Linked DNA regions of Homo sapiens: region 2 is linked to region 1. A link is a loop called in an ENCODE intact Hi-C map of the cell type or tissue named here. Cell type or tissue: PC-9. All regions are shown on one strand. Each heading gives the region's core, and the rest is flanking DNA. Links, peaks and the distances in the headings are about the cores only. Region 1 overlaps FAF1 (Fas associated factor 1). Region 2 has its middle 16 kb from the start of MIR4421.

Region 1 (8,000 bases), core at 1-8,000:
AGACCCTGAATAGCCAAAGCAATAATCAGAAAAAAAGAACAAAGCTGACTTCAAAATATACAGCAGAGCTATAGTAACCAAAACAGCATAGTATTGGTATAATAAAAGATACATAGGCTAGGCACAGTGGCTCACGCCTGTAAACCCAGCACTTTGGGAGGCTGAGGTGGGTGGATCACCTGAGTTCAAGAGTTCAAGACCAGCCTGGCCAACATGATGAAACCCTGTCTCTCCAAAAAATACAAAAATTAGCTGGGTGTGGTGTTGGGCACCTGTAATCTCAGCTACTCGGAAGGCTAAGGCAGGTGAATTACTTGAACCCAGGAGGCGGAGGCTGCAGTGAGCTGAGATCGTGCCATTGCACTCCAGCCTGGGTGACAAGAATGAAACTCCATCTCAAAAAACATAACAAAACAAAACAGATACATAGACCAACAGAACAGAGAACCTTGAAATTAAAAATATTAATAAATCCACATATTTTTAGCCAACTGATACTCAGCAAAAGTGCTAAGAATACACATTGGGAAAACAACAGTCTCTTCAATAAATGGTGCTAAGAAAAATGGATAGTCATATGCAGAGGAATGAAACTAGACCCCTATCTATCACTACATACAAAAATTAACTCAAAATGGATTAAAGACTTAAATGTAAGACTCAAAACTATAAAACTGCTGGGTGGAATCACGTCAGGACAAAAACACAGACAACAAGAATAGACAAATGGGACTGTACTAAACTAAAAGGCTTCTCCACGGTAAAAGAAACAATCAACACAGTTAAGAGATAACCTGTAGATAGGAAAATACTTACAAATCGTTTGACTAACAAAGAACTAACAACCAGAATATACAAGGAATTCAAACTTAGCACCAAAAAAAAAAAAATCCCACTACTACAAAGTGGGTCAAAGATCTGAACAGACATTTCTCAAACGAAGACATAGAAATGGCCAACAAATATTATCTCACCCCGCTCAGAATGGCTATTATCAAAGACAAAAAATTACAAATGCTGGCAAGGATGCAGAGAAAAGGGAACTCATACACTGTTGGTGGGAATATAAATTAGTATAGTCACTATAAAAAACAGTGTTGCACTTTCTCAAAAAACTAAAAATAGAACTACTATATGATACAGCAATCACACTACTGGGTATTTATCCAAAGGAAAGGAAATCAACATCAAAAGGATACCTATACATCCATGTTTATTGCAGCACTATTCATAATAGCCCAGATATGGAGTCAGCCTAAATGTCCATCAACAGGCAAATGGATAAAGAAAAATGTGGTTTATATACACAATAGAATACTATTCCTCCATGAAAAAGAATGGAATTGGGCCAGATGTAGTGTGCCTCATGCACGTAATCCCAGTGATTTGGGAGGCTGAGGCAGGAGGGTCGCTTAAGGCCAGGAGTTGAAGACCAGGCTGGGTAACATAGCAATACCCCATCTCTATAAAAAGTAAAACAAGTTAGCCAGATGTGGTGATACATGCTTGTAATCCCAGTTACTCGGGAGACTGAGGGGGGAGGATCGCTTAAGCCCCAGAGTTTAACATTACTGAAGCATATGATCACACTACTGCACTCCAGCCTGGGCAACAGAAAGATCCTGTCTCTAAACATAAAAAACAAACAAACAAACAAAACTACAAAGAAAAATAATGAAATCCTATCACTTGCAGCAACATGGATAAGCCTGGAGGATACTATGTTAAACTAAATAAGGCACAGAAAGATAAATACATGCTCTCAGTCATATGTAGGAGCTAAAAAGAATTCTGAGCTCATGGAATTAGAGTATACAACTGTAGATATTGGAGACTGGGAAGGGCAGTGAGAGGGAGAATGGGGAGAACCTGGTTAACATATAAAATTACAGCTAGATAGGAGGAATGAGTTCTGGTGTTCTACAGCGCTGTGGGGTGACATGGTTAACTATAATTTATTGTATATTTTCAAAAAGATAAAAAAGCAGACTTTAAATGTTCTCAACAAAAAAAAAAAGTTTAAGGTGAAGGATATGCTAATTACTCTGATTTGATCACTACACATTGCATATTCTTATGAAAACATCAGTTGTATCCCATAAGTATACACAATTATTACATGTAAACTAAAAATACAAGGGAAAAAATTACCGTATGATCCAGTAACTGCACTTGTGGTTATGTACCCAAAAGACTTTTAAGGAAGCAAGGAGTCAAGACATATTTATCCACCCATGTTCATAGTACCATTGTTGACAATATCCAAAATGTATAAACAACTCAAATGTCCATCCATAAATAAAGAACATGTAGTATGTTCACACAACAGAGTATTGTTGCTCCTTAAAAAGGCAAGAAATTCTGACACATGCTATAAAACGGATGTAACTTAAAAATACTATGTTAAGTGAAACAAGCCAGACATAAAAGAACAAACACTAAATAATTCCACGTCTATAAGTACTCAAACTCACAGAAGCAGAAAGGGGAATGGGGAGTTAATGTTTAGAAGCAGAAAGGGGAATAGGGAGTTAACGTTTAATCAATAGAGTTTGGGAAGATGAAAACGTTCTAGAGATGAGTGGTGGTGATGCCACATAACAATGTGAGGGTACTTAATACCACTGAACTGTATGTTTAAAATGGCAAAAAGGGTAAATTTTATGTTATGTATATTTTACCAGAATTTTTTTTTTAAAGCTTACTGCATGGGGACCAAGCGTGGTGGCTCACACCTGTAATCCCAGCACTTTGGGAGGCCGAGGCGGGTGGGTCACTTGAGGTCAGGAGTTCGAGACCAGCCTAGCCAACATGTTGAAACCCCGTTTCTACTAAAATGACAAAAAATGAGCCGGGCATGGTGGCATGTGCCTGTAGTCCCAGCTACTTGGGAGGCTGAGGTTGCAGTGAGCCAAGATGGCACTCTGCCTGGGCGGCAGAGTGAGACCCTGTCTCCAAAAAAAATAAAAGCTTACTGTGTGGTTTCATATACATAAAGTTTTAAAACTGGCAAAACTAACATATGTGTAATGTCAGAAGTCAATGTACTAAGTTATGCTGAAAGGTGAGGGGTAATTGAATGGAAGAAGGAGGCTTCTGGAACTCTGATTATATTCTTCTTTTTCATTTGTTTAAACAAATTTTTTTTCTTACAATTCTGAGACTAGAAATCCAATATCAAGGTGTCAGCAGTTTGCGTGTCTTCTGGGGCCTCTCTTCTTGGCTTGTTGATGGCTGTCTCCTCCCTGTGTTCACATTGTTCTTCCTTGTGTCTCTATGTGCCCTAATCTCCTCTTTTTCTTTTTTCTACTCGTTACATATTCTGTTCTTTTAACCAAAGAGTTGTTTATATGGATGTGTTCATGTTGTGCAAATTCAAACTATACTGTTAGGATTTGTGTTCTTTGCTGAGTATTATGCCCTCATAAAGTTTAGAATTTTCATTTGCTTCAGTTAATGACAGACTGTGATTTTGCTGAGGTGAGGATCTGGATGATGTTCACAGCCAGACTGGTTTTCAGGAACAAGTCACCTGCCTAGTAAGTGAGCCCTGCTTGAGTCCAACATCCATGCTATGGTGCACTTTTACTGCATGCTCTCTGTCTTTGGCACACAGACGACAATTTTTCTGAAATGGCAAAAATATTGGTTCTATTTCAAAAGTGGCCTCAAAATGAAAGTCAACTTCTACTATAAATAATAGAATGGAAAAGTCTAAGAAAGTAATATGAAAGTCTCTTGAGTATATGGAGAAAAGAACGTCAAGAATCTATACCTTTGTTTAAAAGATTTATTCTACATGTCAAAGCATTTCCAAAGCCCAGCTGCTTTTAGTCTCAGCGGCATTAATTCTTTAGAATAAAAATATCACACTTAAAAGAAAATAGGTGTTCTGTATTTAAAAACTGAGGAAGGCGGCCAGGCGCAGTGGCTCATGCCTGTAATCCCAGCACTTTGGGAGATCAAGGTGGGCGGATCACAAGGTCAAGAGTTCGAGACCAGCCTGGCCAACATAGTGAAACCCCATCTCTACTAAAAATACAAAGTATCAGCCGAGCATGATGGCGGGCGCCTGTAATCCCAACTACTCGAGAGGCTGAGGCAAGAGAATCGCTTGAACCTGGGAGGTGGAGGTTGCACTGAACCGAAATCACGCCATTGGACTCCAGCCCAGGCAACAGTGCGAGACTCCACCTCAAAAAAAAAAAAAAAAAAAACTAGGGAAGGCTGGCCAGGCACAGTGGCGCATGCCTGTAATCCCAGCACTTTGGGAGGCTAAGCTGAGCTCAGGGGATCGAGACCAGCCTGGCCAACACGGTGAAACCCCATCTCTATTAAACATCCAAAGAAATACCCAGGCATGGTGGCGTGCATCTGTGGTGCCAGCTGCATGGGAGGATTGCTTGAGCTCAGGAGGCACAGGTTGCAGTGAGCCAAGATCATACCACTGTACCCCAGCCTGGGTGACATAGCAAGACACTGTCTCAAAAAAAAAAAAAAAAAAGAAAGAAAAGAAAAAAAAACTGGGAAGGCTAGCAAAATGATTCTTTTTTTAATCAAAATAAAAAATGTTTTGAATTATTAGGAAATGATGTGTTTAATAATACTCTCAAAGTATATCCCACAATATTTAATAGAGTTTTATTAACAGAATTAAAACAGAAAGTTCTTTCATCATTCATACAATTTATACATAGGAAAGCAGAAGGAGTGGGCTCCCAAAACAGTGCTATTTAAGTTCTACATTGAGTACTAGTATATAAATTTTATCCTGGATAGTTTTAAAAAATGATACTTGAGCAAGAATTAATGCATGTTTTATGAATATATGTGAACTAAAAGATCTTTGGTTGATAAAATTGTATTCAGATCCCTTCAAAAAAATAAAAATTTCCCTAAATTTTACACACTGTTTATATTATATCTTTTGGTAACAAAAACTAGAGAATAGATTCATTGTAAGAGCTTACATTATCTTTTCTATCCACAAGAGGGAGCAAACATTTAACACATCTTGGGAATTTCATTACATGCTAGTTTTCACACAAGACTTTCAGGAAATAATAAAACTGCCAAAAATATTCATTGAATGTCTATCATGTGCCAGGCATAGTGTTAGGGTCTGGAAATATAGTGGGAAAAAGATGTGGCTCCTGCCCCCACGATTCACAATTATTCAGGTAACAAAGTACATCTAAAGATTTATAAGATTATTTAAAGGAACACAAACCATACTTAGCTTTTTTATAATTATTATAAGCTATAACTTATAAGTATTCTGTCTTACCAGAAGCTACAAATATAATGTAACGCTATACAAATTGTCAGTAATTTACAGTCTACAACTCTTAAAAAGCAAATAACATATATTAGGCAATTTATCGCATAAAGAATTAAGCACCAAGATGCAAATACCTTCTTTTTTCCAAGTAGACTCCAATGATCTATGCCACTCATTTTTTTCATTTAGCTTAACCAAAATGTTAGCAAATTAACATTTATTTAGGGTAATCTGGGGGTGTAGTTAACAAAGCATTTCAAGAGAGGGATATCTTTGAAATGTACTGATAAGTAGTAAAATCATAATGCCAAAGTGGGAAATTCTCAATTACAGCCTGTTAATGACATTTTAATACATCTTGGTTCTTTTGTTTTAAAGAAGAATGGATTCCAAAAGGGCATAATGAGCTAAGCAGGTGACCTCAGGAGAGTTCTTCCAAGTAGGTGTGTTTATACAGCAGCAAAGTTTAGGGTACAGTACTATTCAGGAAGGTATATTGGCAGGAAACAATGTGTAGTGGAAAAAAAGCTCTGACTCAAAGCACAACTAGCTTCAAATGCAGTTTTACCATTTAACTAGCCCTGTGACTTTAGTTATTAACCTCTCTGAGTCTCAGTGTTCTCACTCATACAATGGTAATAACAACAATCTTGCAAAGCTGCTGTAAGGATTAATAATAATGCAGGTGGCCAGGCACAGTGGCTCAAGCCTGTAATCCCAGCACTTTGGGAGGCCAAGGCGGGTGGATCACGAGGTCAGGAGATCGAGACCATCCTGGCTAACACAGTGAAACCCCGTCTCTACTAAAAATACAAAAAATTAGCCAGGCATGGTGGCGGGTGCCTGTAGTCCCAGCTACTCGGGAGGTGGAGCTTGCAATGAGCCGAGATCGTGCCACTGCACTCCAGCCTGGGAGACAGCAAGACTCCGTCTCAAAAAAGAAAAAAAAGTAGGTAAAGCACCAAATAGCCCAATTTTACAATAAGAAAACTAAAGAAGGCAATATAACTTAACTAGGGTTAGAAAGCAGAAAAACTGTGTGCCAGAACTTCTTTATTTTTAGTAATACTCCTTAACTTGAAGTCTTAGTCTAACATTATTAATTAATTACAGCAGATTTGTTATGATTAGTGTCTACATGATATATTGTTTGTCCATCCTTTTATTTACAACCTAGAGAAGCATCTTTATATTCCAGATGCTTCTCTTATACGAAATATAGATCAATATTTAATTTTCATCCAACCTGATGGTCTCTACCTTTTGATTACTATTTACCCTATTTACATTTAATGTAATTACTGATATGGCAGTAGTTTACTGTAAGTTTACTATCTTGGTTCTCAGTTTACTATCTTGGTTCTTTTATTTTGTTTTCAATCTGTTCCAATTGTTTTTCTTATTGTTATAGTTTCTTATCTGCATTGTTTATACTTTCTTATTGTTATACTTTCTTATCTGCATTCTTTAGGGTTGAGCATATGTATTAGTTTGTTTTCACGCTGCTGATAAAGACACACCCAAAACTGGAAACAAAAAGAGGTTTAATTGGACTTACAGTTCCACATAGCTGGGGAAGCCTCAGAATCATGACAGGAGGTGAAAGGCACTTCTTACATGGTGGCAGTGAGAGAAAAATGAGGAAGAAGCAAAAGCAGAAATCCCTGATAAACCTATCAGATCTCAAGAGACTTATTCACTATCACAAGAATAGCACGTGGGTGGGCGCAGTGACTCACACCTGTAATCCCAGCACTTTAGGAGGCTGAGGCGGGTGGATCACGAGATCAGCAGGTTGAGACCATCCTAGCTAACACAGTGAAACCCCATCTCTACTAAAAATACAACAACAACAAAAAAATTAGCCAGGCATAGAGGCAGGCGCCTGTAGTCCCAGCTACTCAGGAGGCTGAAGCAGAATGGCGTGAACCAGGGAGGCAGAGCTTGAAGTAAGCCGAGATCGTGCCACTGCACTCCAGCCTGGGTGACAGAGCAAGACTCTGTCTCAAAAATAAATAAATAAATAATAATAATAATAATAATAATAATAATAATAATAATAGCACATGAAAGACTGACTCCCATGATTCAATTACCTCCCCCCAGGTCCCTCCCACAACATGTGGCAATTCTGGGAATAATAATAATAATAATAGCACATGAAAGACTGACTCCCATGATTCAATTACCTCCCCCCGGGTCCCTCCCACAACATGTGGCAATTCTGGGAGACGAAAATTCAAGTTGAGATTTGGATGGGGACACAGCCAACCATATCATTCCACCCATGGCCCCTCCAAATCTCATGTCCTCACATGTCAAAACCAATCATGCCTTCCCAATAGTCCCCCAAAGCCGTAACTCATTTCAGCATTAACCCAAAAGTCCACAGTCCAAAGTCTCATCTGAGACAAGGCAAGTCCCTTCCACCTATGAGCCTCTAAAATCAAAAGCAAGCTAGTTATTTCCCAGATAAAATGAGGGTACAGGTATTGGGTAAACACAGCCATTCTACATGGGAGAAATTAGCCAAAACAAAGGGGTTACAGGGCCCATTCAAGTGTGAAATCCAGCGGGGCAGTTAAATTTTAAAGCGCCAAAATGATCTCCTTTGACTCCAGGTCTCACATTCAGGTCACACGGATGCAAAAGGTGGGTTCCCATGGTCTTGGGCAGCTCCGCGCCTGTGGCTTTGCAGGGTACAGCCTCCCTTCTAGGT
Region 2 (16,866 bases), core at 5,098-13,097, 120 kb after region 1:
CCTGTACCCAGGGGGACTTTTTTTATATGACATAGGATATTAAGCAATGTAAAGTTGCAGATGTAACTAGCAAATTTGCTTTTAAATGTCATTAACAGATTTCTGTTGAAACTGCAAACCTAAATTATTGAAATTTAGGAATGCACAGGGACTTAAAGACTCTGTCACACACACCCATACATGCACACACACACACACTTACTGAAAGCTGTTGTGAGATGAAGGAGACCTATGTGACTAACAAGTTCAACTTCTTTGTGCCTGGAAAGAAGGGACTGGAGCAGCCAAGAGACTCACTTTCCCCATCTCACTTGAGTCTTTATGCCTGAGTCTCTCCAGCACATGCACACATGCATGCACACACACACGTGCCCTATCCAAAGATGGCTGCGGACTTCTCCTGCCGGTTCTGCTGGTTGGGGCTGGGGGGCAGGGTGGTCCCATAGAATTTGTTCTGGTTTCTACGATATAAACAAGATAACTCGAAGCTATGTGAACATTGCCTTGCTTTCTAGACGGTGGAATGTAACCCTGCACCTTTAGAAGCACAATCATTAATTAATTTTTTTTTTTGAGACAGGATCTGGCTCTGTCACTCAGGCTGGGTTGCAGTGGCACAATCTCTGCTCACTGCAACCTCTGCCCCCACCAGGCTCAAGCCATTCTCCCACCTCAGCGTCCTGAGTAGGGGTTACTATAGGCACGTGCTACAATGCCCTGCTAATTTTGTATTTTTTGTAGAGATGGGGGTTTTACTGTGTTGCCCAGGCTGCTCTTGAACTCCTGAGCTCAAGCAACCATGCCTGGCCCAATAACTTTTTTTTAAACTCCCATCTATCCACATTGGAGAAATCAACAGGTTCTAGGAAGTAAATATGTCTCTTTGTAACCTAAAAAAAGAAAAAGAAAAAACAACCACAGATAAAACCAAGATTTTAAACTTGTATAAGAAATGATGAAGCCAGATGTGGTGACTCACACCTGTAATCCCAGCACTTTGGGAGGCCAAGGTAGGCAACCACTTGAGCTCAGAAGTTTGAGACCAACTTAGGCAACATGGCAAAACCATGTCTCTACAAAAAAAAAAAAAAAAAAAAAAAAGCAAAAATTAGCCAGGCATGGTAGTGCTCACTGTAGTTGTCCCAAGTAGGGAGATCGGGATCACTTGAGCCCTGGAGGTGGAGGTTGCAGTGAGCCCAGATTGCACCACTACACTCCAGCCTGGGTGACAGAGTGAGACCTATTTGCCAAAATATTTGAAAATTTAGATAAATAAATTCCTGGAATGATTTTTTAACTGGAAAAAATAGTACAACATATAGCAGAACTTTCATAAACAAATAACATATAAAGATGATGAAATAGAAATCAGCTCCCCTTCTTCCCCATTTTCTCGTTCCCAATGCTAGTGTCAAACGGTAGAGTTCTATCAAACTTTCCAAGAATAGAACGTAGAAATAGAGGGAAAGCTAATTCTTTTTGAGATAAGAATAACTTTGACACAGCATACATGTAAGGATAGTATTGAAAAATTTACAAACCAATTTCATTTAAGAAAATAGATGTAAAAATCCTAAATAACTAAATCCAACATGTATTAAAAAACTGCAACATGATTAAATGGACTTATCTTAGCAATGTAAATAAATTTGTTATTGAAATTAGCCATGTTAATGGACTATGGTAACTCTTTTAGACTAGTTTTCTCAAACTGTGTATTTGGAGAGGTTGGAAAGCTTTCAAAAATACTTCTCCCAGATTCCTTTTGCAGCTAGAGTTCTAGACACGGATGAGGTTCCATCAATCAAATACACCCAAATGAGAGTTGGAAGGTGGAAGTATTACAGTTGCTATTAGCTATAGGTCTGGTCTATTGCCGCTAAAAAGTAAGATTTGTAAATGTACAGCTTTCTGTAATAGCATTCCAGTGTCTTTGACCCTGTGAGTAAAGAAGCAGTAGTCATGGCAAGGTTTCTCTACCTGAACTCATACTTTGTAATCTCTAGTTTGCTGTGTTAATACTCATTCTTTACCTTCTTTGGCTAAGAGACAGCTGTGGCAGCAGTTTTTTAAAGCATAGATGCAATGGTGGTCTCAGTGGTAGTTGTCTCCCAGTGTAGCATGTCAGACTTATTTTGGTAGATATTCTAGGTGTTAAGCAGCTGCCCCCTCAACTCTCCAAAGATTTTGTAAGCACCTAACTCCCTACATTAAATCACTTCCTGCTTAAAATGTCTAGTGTCACTTCTGTTAACTGGACCAAACCCTGACTGACAGAGTATTTAATATTAAAAATGGCTGATGCTATGGCAAAATTACTCAAATAAGCAGTGTCTGCTTAATAGTCTAGCAGTTCATGGAAAGGAAACAATTGCATGCTGGAAAGCTGATTATCTTTGTATACTGTGGCAAAATACTTCATAAAATTGTTGCCTCTGATATCATGGAAGTACAACTGTGTGCTAACAGACCCTGAATTTCTAGATGAACGAGTTAGAAAATATCAGAATGTAATGTGTATTGGCTCTTCATTGCTGTTTGTAGCAAGATATAAGAAAGCAATGAATTCAGGCAAGAATTGGCCAATTTTCAAACAGATATGAAAGAAAATTCAGTTCTGTTAAAGGAGTCTTTCTGCCAGTGGACTAAAATCTAAACTACTCATGCCCAAGAAAGTTAAAAAAACTCAAGTGCTCATGTTCCCCCAGACAAGAGAGTATAAGGCCCCAGCATTTTCTCAAGCTTCTTCCATTTAGATTTCTCTTCCAGAAAAATTGCAGCTAGTATATCTGCAAAGATTAGATTAAAGATGGTGCCTTCCCACCCAAGCCTGTTATTAATTTAAATGGACTCAAGATAGCTGCCATTAAATTAGGAGAGGATAGGTCTTGTACAGACAAATATGCAAATAAATTAGTCTTGAGAAAACAATTTTGCAGTGTGATTATTAGCACATAGAGCTTTTTGGAAGCAAGTCGGAAATCTGCTAAATATTTCCTAAAGTATTTTGGGAAGTTGTGTTGCCAAAGGAAACATAAACCTGGCTTACAGAAGCCTATGATTGTGTCTAGGTGTGGATTTCTTTGAGTTAACCCTACTTAGAGTCCATTAAGCTTCTTTAATGTGTAAACTAATGTTTTGGAGTCAAATTTCAGAAATTTTGGGCCATTATTTCTTCAAGAATTTTTTCTGCTCCTTTCTCTTTCTTCTTCCCTTCTGGGACTGCCATTATGCATTATGTATATATACCATTGTGAATATGAGAATGCACAATTGAGATTATCTGGTTTGAGGAACAGAAAGAAAGAAGAATGAACAAAAATAAATAGAGTTTCAGAGACCTGTGGAACACCATCAAGAAGATCAACGTATGCATAATGGCAATTCTAGAAGAAGTGAAATAAAATATTCAAGTATTCTTTCCAGGCAAGAAAAAATATTTGAAGAAATAATAGCTGAAAACTTTCCAAATGTTATTAAAAAACATTAAAAACATATCTACATATTGAAGTAGCTATATGGACTCCAAGTAGAATAAATTCAAAGAGATCCACACCTAGACACATCATAATCAAACTATTGAAAGACAAATAGAGAATACTGAAAACAGCCAAGGAGATGCAACTTATCATGTAAAAGGTATCCTCAATAAAATTAATTGCTGATTCCTTATAAGAAACCATGGAAGTGAGAAGACATGGGGTGACATATTTAAAGTGCTAAAATAAAAAGACTGTCTGACAAGAATTCTATATCCAGCAAAACCATCTTTCAAAACTGAAGGAGAACTTGTCATTCCCAAATAAACAAAAATTGAGAAAATTCATGGCTAGCAGACCTGCACTACAAGAAATATTTAGGGGAATCTTTGAGGTCAAAAACTACACTCTGATACCATTTCTCACCTGTCTAATTGACCAAACATCACAAGCTTTTCAACACAATGTGTTAGAGAGGCTATCAGGAAACAAGCGCTCTCATATTTTGTTGATGGGAATGCAAAATGGTATCTTCCCAGCCGGGTGTGATGGGTGACGTCTGTAATCCCAGCACTTTGGGAGGCAGAGGTGTGCAGATAACTTGAGGTCAGGAGTTCGAGACCAGCCTGGGCAACATGGAGAAGCCCTGTTTCTACTAAAAATACAAAAACTTAGCTGGGCATGATAGCACACGCCTGTAGTCCCAGCTACTTGGGAGGCTAAGGCAGGAAAATCGCTTGAACCTGGGAGGCGGACGTTGCAGTGAGCTGAGATCACACCACTGCATTACAGCCTGGGGGACAATGTGAGACTCCATCTAAAAAAAAAATAGTACCTTCCCTATAGAGGATAATATGGCAATATCTAACAAGTTAAGAATACATTTATCCTTTGAGTAGCAATTCCATGTCTAGGAATTTGCCCTAATGACACATCTCCAACAATACAAAAATACATATGTACAAGGTTATATGTTGCTCCCTTATTTATAATTACAGAATACTGAAACAAACCTACATACTCATACATAGGAGATTAGTTGAATAAATTGTGGTACATCCACGCAACAGAGTATGTAGTTGTAAAAGCGAATAAAGATCTGTATGAACCAAAATGGAGGGGTTTCCAGGATATAGTGTAATGTGGAAAAAAATAAACTGTAAGAAGAGTAAATATGTTACCTTTTGTGTAAGAAAGAAGTATAAATAAGAGAATATACTCATATCTCCTTATTTTTACAAAAAAGAGAAGCATATGACAAACAAACAAATAACTGACATAATTGACTACCTAGGATTGGTGGGAGAAAATAAGGTGAAAGGGTTAGGTAGGGTATGGTAGACAGCCTTCATGATGGCCCCCAGTGATGTCCACCTCCTGGTATTCATGCTCTTTTGCAGTCTTCTCTCACTCTGAATCAGGGCTGGTATGTTCCACCACTAGAATATGATGGAGCTAACAATATGTGTAATTTCCAAGGCTAGGTGATACGAGGCATTGCAGCTTCTCTTTTGGTCTCAGATTTACTTTGGTCTTTTTCTCTTGGGGAAGCCAGCCACTATGTTGTGAAAACACTCAAGCAGCCCCAGGGAAAGGCCTACGTAGAGAGAAACCAATGAGCACCAAGCTGCCATGTGAGTGAATAAGATACTTTACAAGCAGATCTTCCAGCCCCAGTCAAGTCTTAAGATGGCTGCAACCCTAACCAATATCTGACTACAACTTCATAAGAAATCTCAAGCCACAACAAGCTGCTCCCAAATTCTTGGTCCACTGAAAGTGTGAGAGACAGTGAATGATTATTGTTTTAACCCAGTCAGTTTTGGACAGCAATAGATAAGGAAATAACACTTCTTTGAGTATACCTTTTAATACATTTTTGACTTTTGGAATCGTGTTAATATTTTGTACTTCAAGAGATAAAATAAAATCAAGAAAAATAGGAATAAACCCCCAGAATTGAATGCAAGCAAAAAAAACCAAGCGAACTATATTCCAAATGGATAACATAACTACTCTAAAGAGAAAAAAATAATCTAGGTAACTTTTGAACCCAGTTCTTTGACTATATGACTGCAGTCTAAAAACAAAGAGAACTCTCAAAAAAATTTAATCTCTTTTGGCAGGTTTGTTGGGTTATTTTTCTACTGTTATGGGTATAATAATTCTTAACTACTTTATGTGTATTGCTGGATTGAGTAAATGAGTAAATACATTGATGCTATGATGCTGTGGGTAGTCAGGGTTCTGATTGTGGGAACATATATGTGTATATACTTGGTTGAACAATATGAAATTACCATTTCCTTCAGCTCTGTTCCTACAAGGGCCTAATAGCAGTGATACTCCAGTAGCAATAAAAATGGTAGAGCCCAGGGCTGAGGCTGGAAAGTAAAAGCCGAGTATGGAGCATCTTGATATGTCAGAGTAAGAAAGTGCTAAAAAAAAGGATGCGTACGTGCCAAAAAAAAAAACACAAAGCCAAATTGAAGGGGCTCCCACAGGCCAAATCAGAGACAATTTGAACATCAAAATGAATAAGGATAACAATGGATTATAACCTATAGGAAAAAGTAAATATAAAAATAATTAATACAAATGTTCTTATTATTAATAAATAATAAATTACTATTATTATTATTTTTGAGACAGAGTCTTACACTCTCGCTAGGCTGGAGTGCAGTGGTGTGGTCTCGGCTCACTGCAACCTCCGCCTCCTGGGTTCAAGCGATTCTCCTGCCTCAGCCTCCCGAGTAGCTGAGACTACAGGTGTTCACCACCACACCCAGCTAATTTTTGTATTTTTAGTGGAGACGGGGTTTTACCATGTTGGCCAGATGGTCTTGATCTCTTGACCTTGTGATCTGCCCGCCTTGGCCTCCCAAAGTGCTGGGATTACAGGCATGAGCCACCATGCCTGGCCTATTATTTTATGATAACAAATAAGACAGAAGGGAAAGCCCTTCCCTACAGGAGAATGATAAGTAATAAATATAGGAGAAATAAGAGTGTTAGGAAAATCACTTTTGGCTGGGCATGGTGGCTCATGTCTGTAATCCCAGCACTTTGGGAGGCCGAGACGGGCAGATCACTTGAGGTCAGCATATCACCAGCCTGGCCAACATGATGTAACCCTGTCTCTACTAAAAATACAAAAATGAGCTAGGCATGGTGGCACATATATAGTCTAGCTACTTGGGAGGCTGAGGCAGGAGGATCACTTGAGCCCAGGAGGCAGAGGCTGTAGTGAGCTGACAGCATGCCACTGCCCTCCAGCCTGAGTGATGAGAGGGAAACCCTGTCTCAAAAAAAGAAAGAAAAATCACTTTTTTGCAAGAATTATAGTAATAACTGGTTCAGGCAAGAATCATCCATGGATGCTAAAACTATTCAATGAAAGTTTGGGCCAGGCATGGTGGCTCACGCCTGTAATCCCAGCACTTTGAGAGGCCACGGTGGGTGGATCACTTGAGCCCAGGAGTTTGAGACCAGCCTGGGCAACATAGTGAGACCCCATCTCTACAAAAAATACAAAAATTAGCCAGGCATGGCAGTGCATGCCTGTAGTCTCAGCTACTCAGGAGGCTGAGGCAGGAGGATCACTAGAACCCAGGAAATAGAGGGTGCAGTGAGCTGAGATTGTGCCACTGCACTCCAGCCTGAGTGATGGAGCAAGACCCTGTCTCAAAAAACAAAAAGAAAAAGAAAGAAAGAAAAAAGAAAGAAAGGAAGCAAGGAAGGAAAGAAGGAAGGAAGGAAGGAAGATTGAAGAGAAACAATATATTTACATAGTCTCCAACTATGTCCTTACAAATTACTTACAGATTATGGGGCAAACTGACATGATCACTTATGTATTGTATTAGTTCATTCTCACACTGTTATAAAGAACTATCTGAGACTGGGTAATTTACAAAGAAAAGGGTTTAATTGACTCGTAGTTCCACAGGCTGTACAAAAAGCATGGCTCTGGAAGTCTCAGGAAACTTACAATCATGATGGAAGGGAAGCAAGCCCATCTTCACGTGGCGGCAGGAGAGAGCTAGTGAAGCAGGAAGTGCTACACATTTTTAAACAACCAGATCTCATGAGAACTCATTCACTATCACAAGAACAGCAAGGGGGAAATCCACCCCCATGATCCAATCACCTTCTTTCCAGGTCCACCCCCTCAACATTGGAAATTACAATTTGACATGAGATTTGGGTAGGGACACAGAGCCAAACCATATCATGTAGTATTTGGCCAAAAATGTATAACATGAATCTAATCATGAGGAAACATCAGACAAATCAAAATTGAGGGATATTTTGCAAGACAACTGGGCTGTATGCTTTAAAAATATCAGTATCATGAAAGACAAAGAAAGGATGAAAATCATTCCAGATTAAAAGGAGATGAAAGAGCTGTAGCAACAAAATGCAAGGTGTAAGCCTAGATTAAATTGTGAATCAAGGGAAAAAAATGCCATAAGAAACATTACTAGAAAATTGGCAAAAATTGAACATGGACTGTATATTAGATAATACTAATGTATTGATGTTAAATCTCCTAAATTTGCTGATTGTATTGTGAATATAGAAGCATGAGTTTTCTTATTCTTAGGAAATATACACAGAAGTATTTTGGAACATTATAACTCTCAATCTCAAGTGACTCAGGAAATTCTATCCGTACATGCACAAATATACTTATATATCCTAAATATGTATGTATGTGTGTGCATGTAGGGAGAGAGAGAAAGTGAAAGGGAGAAAGATGATTTTTTTTTTAAGTAGCAGAACATTTACAAGTAGGGAATTTGAGTGAGGGGTACACAAGACTTTGTAGCATTCTTGTTATTTTTTGTTTTGTTTTGTTGTTTTGGTTTAGAGAAAGGGTCTCACTTTGTTGTCCAGGCTGGAATGCAGTGGCAATCATGACAGCCTTGAACTCTAGGGCTTAAGCGATCTTCCTGCCTCAGCCTTCAAAGAGCTGGGACTACAGGTGTGAGCTACCATGCTAGGCTAATTAAAAAAATTTTTTTTTGTAGAGACGGGGGTCTCACTATGTTGCCTAGGCTGGTCTCGAGCTCCTGGCCTCATGTGATCCTCCTGCCTCAGCCTCCCAAAGTTCTAGGATTACAGGCATGAGCCACTGCACCTGGCCCAGACATTTATCTTCTCACAGTACTGAAGGCTGAGAGTCTGACATCAGTGTGCCAGCACAGTCAGTTTCTGGTAAGGGATCTCCTCCTGGCAAGCAGATGGCTATCTTCTGGCTATGTTCTCCATGGTGGAGAGAGAGAAAGCAAGCTCTCTGGTGTCTCTTCCTATAAAGGCACTAATTCCATCATGAGAACTCCACTCTCAAGAACTGATTAAATTTACCTCCCAAAAGTCTCATCTCCAAATATCACATCGAGGGTTAGGACTTCAACAAATGAATCTAGGAGGGATTCAGTTCAGTCTGTAGCTAGCAAAGACCTTGCCAATAACTAGGTTTAACATAAACTAGTTAATGGGATGCCATTTGAATATTATTTTAAATCTTGGCATTAAAAATTGAGGAGATCATTAAAAACATACCCATTAATCTATGAAGTATAAAAGGTCCAATTTATGTTTGTGTTTGCAACTTGCATATCATTTTATTACTTAATATTCCATATGAGGAAATATATGTTTACAAATAATAAAAAATTTTGGTAATGAAATGCAGTAATTTGAACATCTGAAATGCATAAGTGAGTATTATTATAATAAGAGCATAAAAATTGATGGTAATTTTGTCATATACAATGATGCGTCAAACACTTCTACGTTTTAATTCTTAAATTCCCATGTTAACATGTTAACCATGGCACCATCTTGTGGATATTTATTAAATAGTCGGGCTATACAAATATTTATTTGGAAATGTTGTAAATGAAAGTTATTTACAAAAAAAAGAACATTAAAGAATGTTTAAGTTAATAAAATGAAATGCTTGTAAGTAATTATCCTCACTTTCAAAGTGCTTCAACTATATAAATAAACGATTGAAATAGTTCTAGCATGGTTAAATTGTTTATATGAAATTTCAGGCTGTGTGCCATGGCTCACGCCTGTAATCCCAGTGCTTTGGGAGACCAAGGCTGGAGGATTGCTTGAGCCCAGGAGTTCGAGGCTACAGTGAGCCATGATCATGCCACTGCACTCCAGCCTGGGCAACAGAGCAAAACCCTGTCTCAGGAAAAAAAAAAAAATTAAAACTGGCCAGTGGTGCTTAACACATCAAGTGGATATTTTAGTTTGATATATTTTCGTGTGTATAGTGTATGTATATGTGTGTTTACATATATAAATGCAAATGTGTATTTGTTTGCTACTGTTTTTATTTTATTTTATTTTATTTTATTTTTTGAGACAGAGTCTTGCTCTGTCACCCAGGCGGGAGTGCAGTGGCGGGATCTTGGCTCACCGCAGCCTCTGTCTGCCAGGTTCCAGTGATTCTCCTGCCTCAGCCTCCTGGGTGGTTGGGATTACAGGCATGTACCACCACGCCCGGGTAATTTTTGTATTTTTAATAGAGACAGGGTTTCACCATGTTGGCCAGGCTGGTCTCAAACTCCTGACATCAGGTGACCCGCCCGCCTCAGCCTCCCAAACTGCTAAGATTACAGGCATAAGTCATTGGGCCTGGGCTTTTATTTTGATTTAACTTTAGGATCTGTAAAAAATGGGCATATACAAAGTAGTTTTTTTTAATGGAAAAAAGAAACTTTAAATCTCAGTTTAATCAACGACTGGTTATGAACCACTTTTCAAAAATCAAATCATGGGTGCAATTAATATAATTTTTCAAGAAGATTATAGAATACTTTTTTTTGTAACACTTTCATTAAAAGGCTTCGGTATTTAGAGTTTACAATTACATTTAAAACTTTTCAGTTGGGCTCATACTTGTTATCCTGGCACTTTGTGAGGCTGAGGGAGGAAGAATACATGAAGCCAGGAGTTTGAGGCCAGTCTGAGCAACAAATTGAAACTCTATCTCTATAACTTTTTTTTTTAATTAACTGGGTGAGGTAGCATGCACCTGCAGTCCCAGCTACTCAGCAGGCTGAGGCGGGAAGATTGCTTTAGTCCAGGAGTTTGAGGCTGCAGTGAGTTATGACTGTGCCACTGCATTCCAGCCTGGGCAATAGAGCAAGAGTCCGTCAAGTTATAATACAAAATAAAATAAAATAAAATAAAATATATTTTTAAAATTTTTTAAAAAGGAAAAAACTTTTCATTACTATATTTACACAAAGGAGAAAGGAGAAATAGCCTTTATTGTAGACCCTACTATAAGCTAGGCATTTAGATACATTATCTAATACAATTCCTTCCAACAATCTTTTGAGGGTTTTTTTTTGAGACGGAGTCTTGCTCTGTCGCCCAGGCTGGAGTGCAGTGGTGTGATCTCGGCTCACTGCAACCCCCATCTCCTGGGTTCAAGAGATTCTCATGCCTCAGCCTCCTGAGTAGCTGGGATTACAGACACCTGCCACCATAGCTGGCTAATTTTTGTATTTTTAGTAGAGACGGGGTTTCACCATATTGGCCAGGCTGGTCTCGAGCTCCTGACCTCAAGTGATTTGCCCGCCTCGGCCTCCCAACGTGCTGGGATTACAGGCGTGAACCACTGCACCCAGCCTTGAGTTGGTATTTTTATTTCTACTTTGCAGATGAGTAAAATTGAGACTCTTGGTAGTTACATAACTTAATCAATCTCACACAGCTATTAAGAAGCCATGATTTTAACCCAACTCTACAAAGCCCAAATTCGTGTCACAACACAATCCTGGTTCTTGGAATTTCAGACTATATAAGAGATTTTAATATGGAAATTTAATTTAAAGATCTATGTACCCAAAATCCTACAGACATTTCAAATTAAGATTGTTTAATTTTTGTATGCAAAATGTTAAATGTACTACACTTATTCTCATTGTATTCTGAGACAAAATTCTTTTTTAAAAATTTCAACTTTGGCCAGGCACGGTGGTGGCTCACACCTGTAATCCCAGCACTTTGGGAGGCTGAGGCAGGTGGATCACTTGAGGTCAGGAGCTCAAGACCAGCCTGGCCAAAACGATGAAACCCCGTCTCTACTAAAAATACAAAAATTAGCCTGGCGTGGTGGCACGTGCCTGTCATCCCAGCTACATGTGAGGCTGAGGCAGGAGAATAGCTTGAACCCGGGAGGCGGAGGTTGCAGTGAGCCGAGATCGCGCCATTGCACTCCAGCCTGGGCAACAAGAGCAAAACTCTGTCTTAAAAAAAAAATTCAACTTTTATTTTAGATACAGGGAGTAGATATGCAGGTTTGTTACATGGGTATATTACACCCAGGTAGTGAGCACAGTATCCAAAAAGTCAGTTTTCAACTCATGGCACACCCCGAGGCCCACTCTAGTAGTCCGCAGTGTCTATTTTTCCATTTTTATGTCCATGTATGCTCAATGTTTAGCTCCCATTTATAAGTGAAACCATGCAGTATTTGGTTTCCTGTTCTTACATTAATTGTTTTAGGATTATAATGTCCAGCTCCATCCATGTTGCTGATAATGACATGATTTCATTATATTTCATGGCTGTGTATTATTCCATGATTTTCTTTCTCATAAGTACCACATTTTCTTCATCCTATCCACAATTGATGGGCACCTAGGTTGATTCCATGTCATTGCTATTGTGAATAGTGTGGTGATGAACATGGAAATGCATGTATCTTTTCAGTACAATGATTTTTTTTTCTTTGGGTATATACCCAGTAATGGGATTTCTGTGGTGGAACTAATTTACATTCTCACAACAGTGTATAAGAATTCCCTTTTCTCTGAAGCCTTGCCAGCATCTGTTGTTTTTTGACCTTTTAAAATAGCCATTCTGACTGGTATGACATGTTATCTCATTGTGGTTTTAATTTCATTTCTCTGATGATTAGTGATGATGGGCATTTTTTCATATGTTTATTGGCTGCTTATTTGTCTTATTTTGAGAGGTGTCTGTTCATGTCCTTTGCCCATTTTTAAATGGGGTTCTTTGTTTTTCCTTGTTAAGTTCCTTATAGATTCTGGATATTAGACCTTTGTAATAGGGATAGTTTCCGAATACTTTCTCCCATTCTGTAGGTTGTCTGTTGACTGCTGATAGTTTTTTTTTGCTGTGAAGCACTTTAGTTTAATTAGGTCTCACTTGTCAATTTTTACTTCAGTTGCAATTGCTTTTGGGGACTTAGCCAAAAATTATTTGCCAAAGCCAATGTCAAGAAGGATATTTCCTAGGTTTTCTTCTAGGATTTTTCTGGTTAGAGGTCTGTCATTTAAATCTTCAATCAATCCAAAATTCTTCTAATAATGCAACATAATAAAACTATGGGAAAGCTGATTATATTATGACAACATTCTAGATAACTATAAACAAGAATAGAAAATAAATGGGAGGTAAATTGCCTTAATGATTATGTGAAAGCTGTCAGAATCAAAATTTCGTTTGTGTTAAAAACTCTGACAACTAGAACTGGGGAAGGTCATGAAGGGAGAGTTCTCATATGAATGCCTGGTAATAAGAGCTATCATAAAAGACTGTAGAAACCACAACCTTGCACAAATGCCATCAGAACCTTACAAAAACCAAAAAACTTCTATGAGAATATCTGCCCAGCATGCCCAGCAACTGCCTGTCCAGCCTTGGACAGGAGCCACCCTTGTGAATGATACTTATAGTCAAGGATAATTATCTCAAAAACTATGATGTAATCCTCCTCATTTTTCCTTCAAAAACGTTTGTCTTCCTTTACCTCCCTGAATACACACATAATTTACTATGGCATGTAATTCCCATTGCAATGTCTATTCCTGAATAAATATTTTAGAGAGTCTCCCTCATTGTTTGTTATTTAGGTTGACAGTTAATATCCTTTTAATCATTATTTTGTTAAAAAATTGTACCTTAAAACTCTTTACAGAAAGTGTTTAAGATACATATTTTCTGAAATTCATCTATTATAAAGTGAAATGAACTAGAGGCTTGAAATAAATTGTTCAATTTTTTTCTGTTATGTATATAGCTACATCAGTGCAGTTATCATATGTAACTAGAATCTTTGGTCCTTGCAAACTTCCCTAACTCTTTTCAGGCATACTTTTAAAAAGTAATCTAAAATTCAATGACAGAAGTGTTTTCTGGTCTACAATATTATTCAAAAAAAGGTTTTGAAACTCATTTTCTCCCTTAAAAAGTCTTGAGCAACAGACAGCTCACAGAAAGAACATACAAGTACCTCAAACACATTAAAAAATAATTTTCCTCCTAATAAGAAAAATAAATTAGAATTACATTGTGATATCATTTTCCCCACTAAATTGGCAAAGGAAAAAAAGTTGAATATACTACCATGTTGGTGAGGAGGTGGAGAAATAGTAATTCCGCTACATTGTTGATATTAGCATGTAGTAGACTTCCATGAGAGCAATTTGGCAAAATCTATCAAAATTACAAATGTACAGGCATACTTTGAAGATATTGCAGATTCAGTTATAGACCACCATAGTAAAGTTAATATTGCAATAAAATGAGTCACATGACTTTTTTATTTCCCAGTGCATATAAAAGTTATATTTACACTATTCTATAGTATATTAGTGTGGAACAGCATTATGTCTAAAAAATGTACATACCTTAATTTTAAAATACTTTATTGCTAAAAAAATGGTAATATTCATTTGATCCTTTAGTGAGTCATAATCTTATTGCTGATGGAAGTTCTTGCCTCAAGGTTGAAGCTGCTGACTGATCAGCGTGGTGGTTGTTGAAGGTTGGGGTGGCTGTGGCAATTTCCCTTCCTTCCTTCCTTTCTTCCTTCCTTCCTTCCTTTCTTTCTTTCTTTTTTCTTCCTTTTTTTTTTTTTTTGAGACAAGGTCTTACTCCGTCACCCAGGCTGATGTGCAGTGGCACAATCATGGCTCACTGCAGCCTTGAATTCCTGAGGTCAAGCAATCCTCCCACCTCAGCCTCTGGAGTAGCTGTAACTATAGGCACATGCCACAATGCCTAGCTAATTTTTAACACTGTTTTGCAGAGAGGGGGTCTCACTATGTTGCCCAGATTGGTCTTGAACTCCTGAGCTCAAGTGATCCTCCTGCCTTAGCCTCCCAAAATGCTAGGATTACAGGCACTAGCCACTGCGCCTGGCCCACAATTTCTTAAAAATAAGACAACAGTGAAGTTTGCCACATCAGTTGACTCTTTCATGAAAGATTTTTCTCTAGCATGTGATGCTGTTTGATAGCATTTTGCCCACAGGATAACTTCTTCCAAAATTGGACTCAATCCTCTTAAGCTCTACTGCTGCCTTATCAACTAAGGTTATGTCATATTCTAAATCCTTTGTTGTCATTTCAACAATGTTCACATCTTCATCTGGAATAGATTCCATCATAAGAAACCACTGTTTGCTCATCCATAAGAAGCAACTCCTCTTCCATTCAAGTTTTATCATGAGATTGCAGCAATTCAGTCATATCTTCAGGCTTCATTTCTAATTCCAGTTCTCTTGCTATTTCCACCAATCTTCAGTGACTCCTTTCCCAGAAGTCCTGAACCACTCAAAGTCATTCATGAGGGCTGAAATCAACTTCTTTCAAACTCCTGCTAATGCTGATATTTTGACCTCCCATGAATCATGAATTTTCTTAATGGCATCTAGAATGGTGACTCTTTTCCAGAAGGTTTTCAATGTACTTTGCCCAGATCTGTAAGAGGAATCATAATCTATGGCAGCTATAGCCTTACAAAATATATTTCTTAAAGAATAAGACTTGATACTCAAAATTACTCCTTGACCCACGGACTGCAGAATGGATGATGTGTTACCAGGCATAAAAACAACATTCATCTCCTTGTACATCTCCATCAGAACTCTTGGATGATTGGGTGCATTGTCAATAACCAGCAATAGTTTGAAAGGAATCATTTTCCTCAGGAGTAGGTCTCAAGAGTGGACTTAAAATATTTAGTAAACCATGCTGTAAAGAGATGGGCTCTCATCCAGGCTTTGTTGTTCATTTAGAAAGCATAGGCAGAATTGATTTGGCATAATTTTGAAGAGCCCTAGGATTTTCAGAATTCTCAATGAGCATTGGCTTCAACTGAAAGTCACATTCTACATTAGCCCCTAAGGAGAGAGTCAGGCTGCCCTTTGAAACTTTGAAGCCAGGCATTGACTTCTCTTTAGCTATCAAAGTCCTAGATGGCATCTTCTTCCAATAGAAGGCTATTTTGTGTACATTGAAAAATCTGTTCTTTAGAGTAGCCACCTTTATCAATTATCTTAGCTAGATCTTCTGGATAAAGGTTGCCGTAACTTCTACATCAGCACTTGCTGTTTCATCTTTAACTTTTATGCTATGGAGTTGGCTTCTTCCCTTAAACCTCATGAATTAACTTCTGCTAGCTTCAGACTTTTCTTCTCCAGCTTCCTCACCTCTCTCAGCCTTCACAGAATTGAAGAGAGTTAAGGCCTGGCTCTGAATTAGGCTTTGGCTTAATACAATATTGTGGCTGGTTTGATCTTCTATCTAGGCCACTAAACTTTCTCTCTGTCAACAATAAGTCTGTTTTGCTTTCTTATTATTCATATGTTCACTGGAGTAGCACTTTTAATATCCTTCAAGGATTTTTCCTTTGCATTCACAACTTTGCTGTTTGGTGCAAGAGTCCTAGCTTTCAGCATATCTCAGCCTTTGACATGCCTTCCTCATTAAGCTTAATTGCTTTTAGCTTTTGATTTAAGATGATAAATGTGCAACTCTTCCTTTCACTTGAACAATTAGAGGCCATTTTAGCATCATTAGTTGGCCTAATTTCAATATTCTTGTGTCTTGGGGAATAGACCCAAGCAGGGGGAGAGAGATGGGGGGAATGTCGGTTGGTGGGGTAGCAAAAACACACCCAATACTTATCAATTAAGTTCACTATCTCATATGGGTGCAGTTTGTGGTGCCCCAAAACAATTACAATAATAACATGAAAGATCACTGACCACAGATCGCCATAATAGATATAATAATAACAAAAAATTTTAAATATCAAAAGAATAACCAAAATGTGACAAAGACCCAAAAGTGAGCACATGCTCTTGGAAAAGTGACACCGATAGACTTGGTCAGTGCAGGGTTGCCACAAACCTTCAATTAATAAAAAATGCAGGATCTGTGAAGCACAAAAAAGCAAACTACAGTAAAATTAAGTATGCTCGTATCAGTTTTCCCCACATCACTTATGTAAGGGGCTATCCTTTCCCCATTGTGTGTTCTTGGCACCTCTGTCAAAGATCAGTTGACTGGGTTCTCTATTTTGTTCCATTCGTCTATAT

The links. Peaks named below come from ENCODE experiments on the same cell type or tissue, not always from the same donor. Only the 100,000 strongest peaks of a DNase experiment are listed, where the experiment ranks them.
Region 2: a loop joins it to region 1, with 2.9 times the contacts of the local background. A loop is called at or near these places in 62 of 110 quality-filtered maps.

Annotation. Positions count from the first base shown.
Region 1 is chr1:50,924,586-50,932,585 of GRCh38, forward strand. All of the region lies in intron 1 of FAF1 (Fas associated factor 1), which reads right to left. Among named protein-coding and RNA genes, the nearest start is that of FAF1, 32 kb to the right of the region's middle. In PC-9, for the core only: CTCF peaks have their summits at 4,954 (motif pointing right) and 5,155; no DNase peak of the experiment used is centred there; H3K27ac peaks cover 583 bases.
Region 2 is chr1:51,035,708-51,052,573 of GRCh38, forward strand. No RefSeq gene overlaps it. Among named protein-coding and RNA genes, the nearest start is that of MIR4421, 16 kb to the right of the region's middle. In PC-9, for the core only: a CTCF peak has its summit at 9,339 (motif pointing left); no DNase peak of the experiment used is centred there.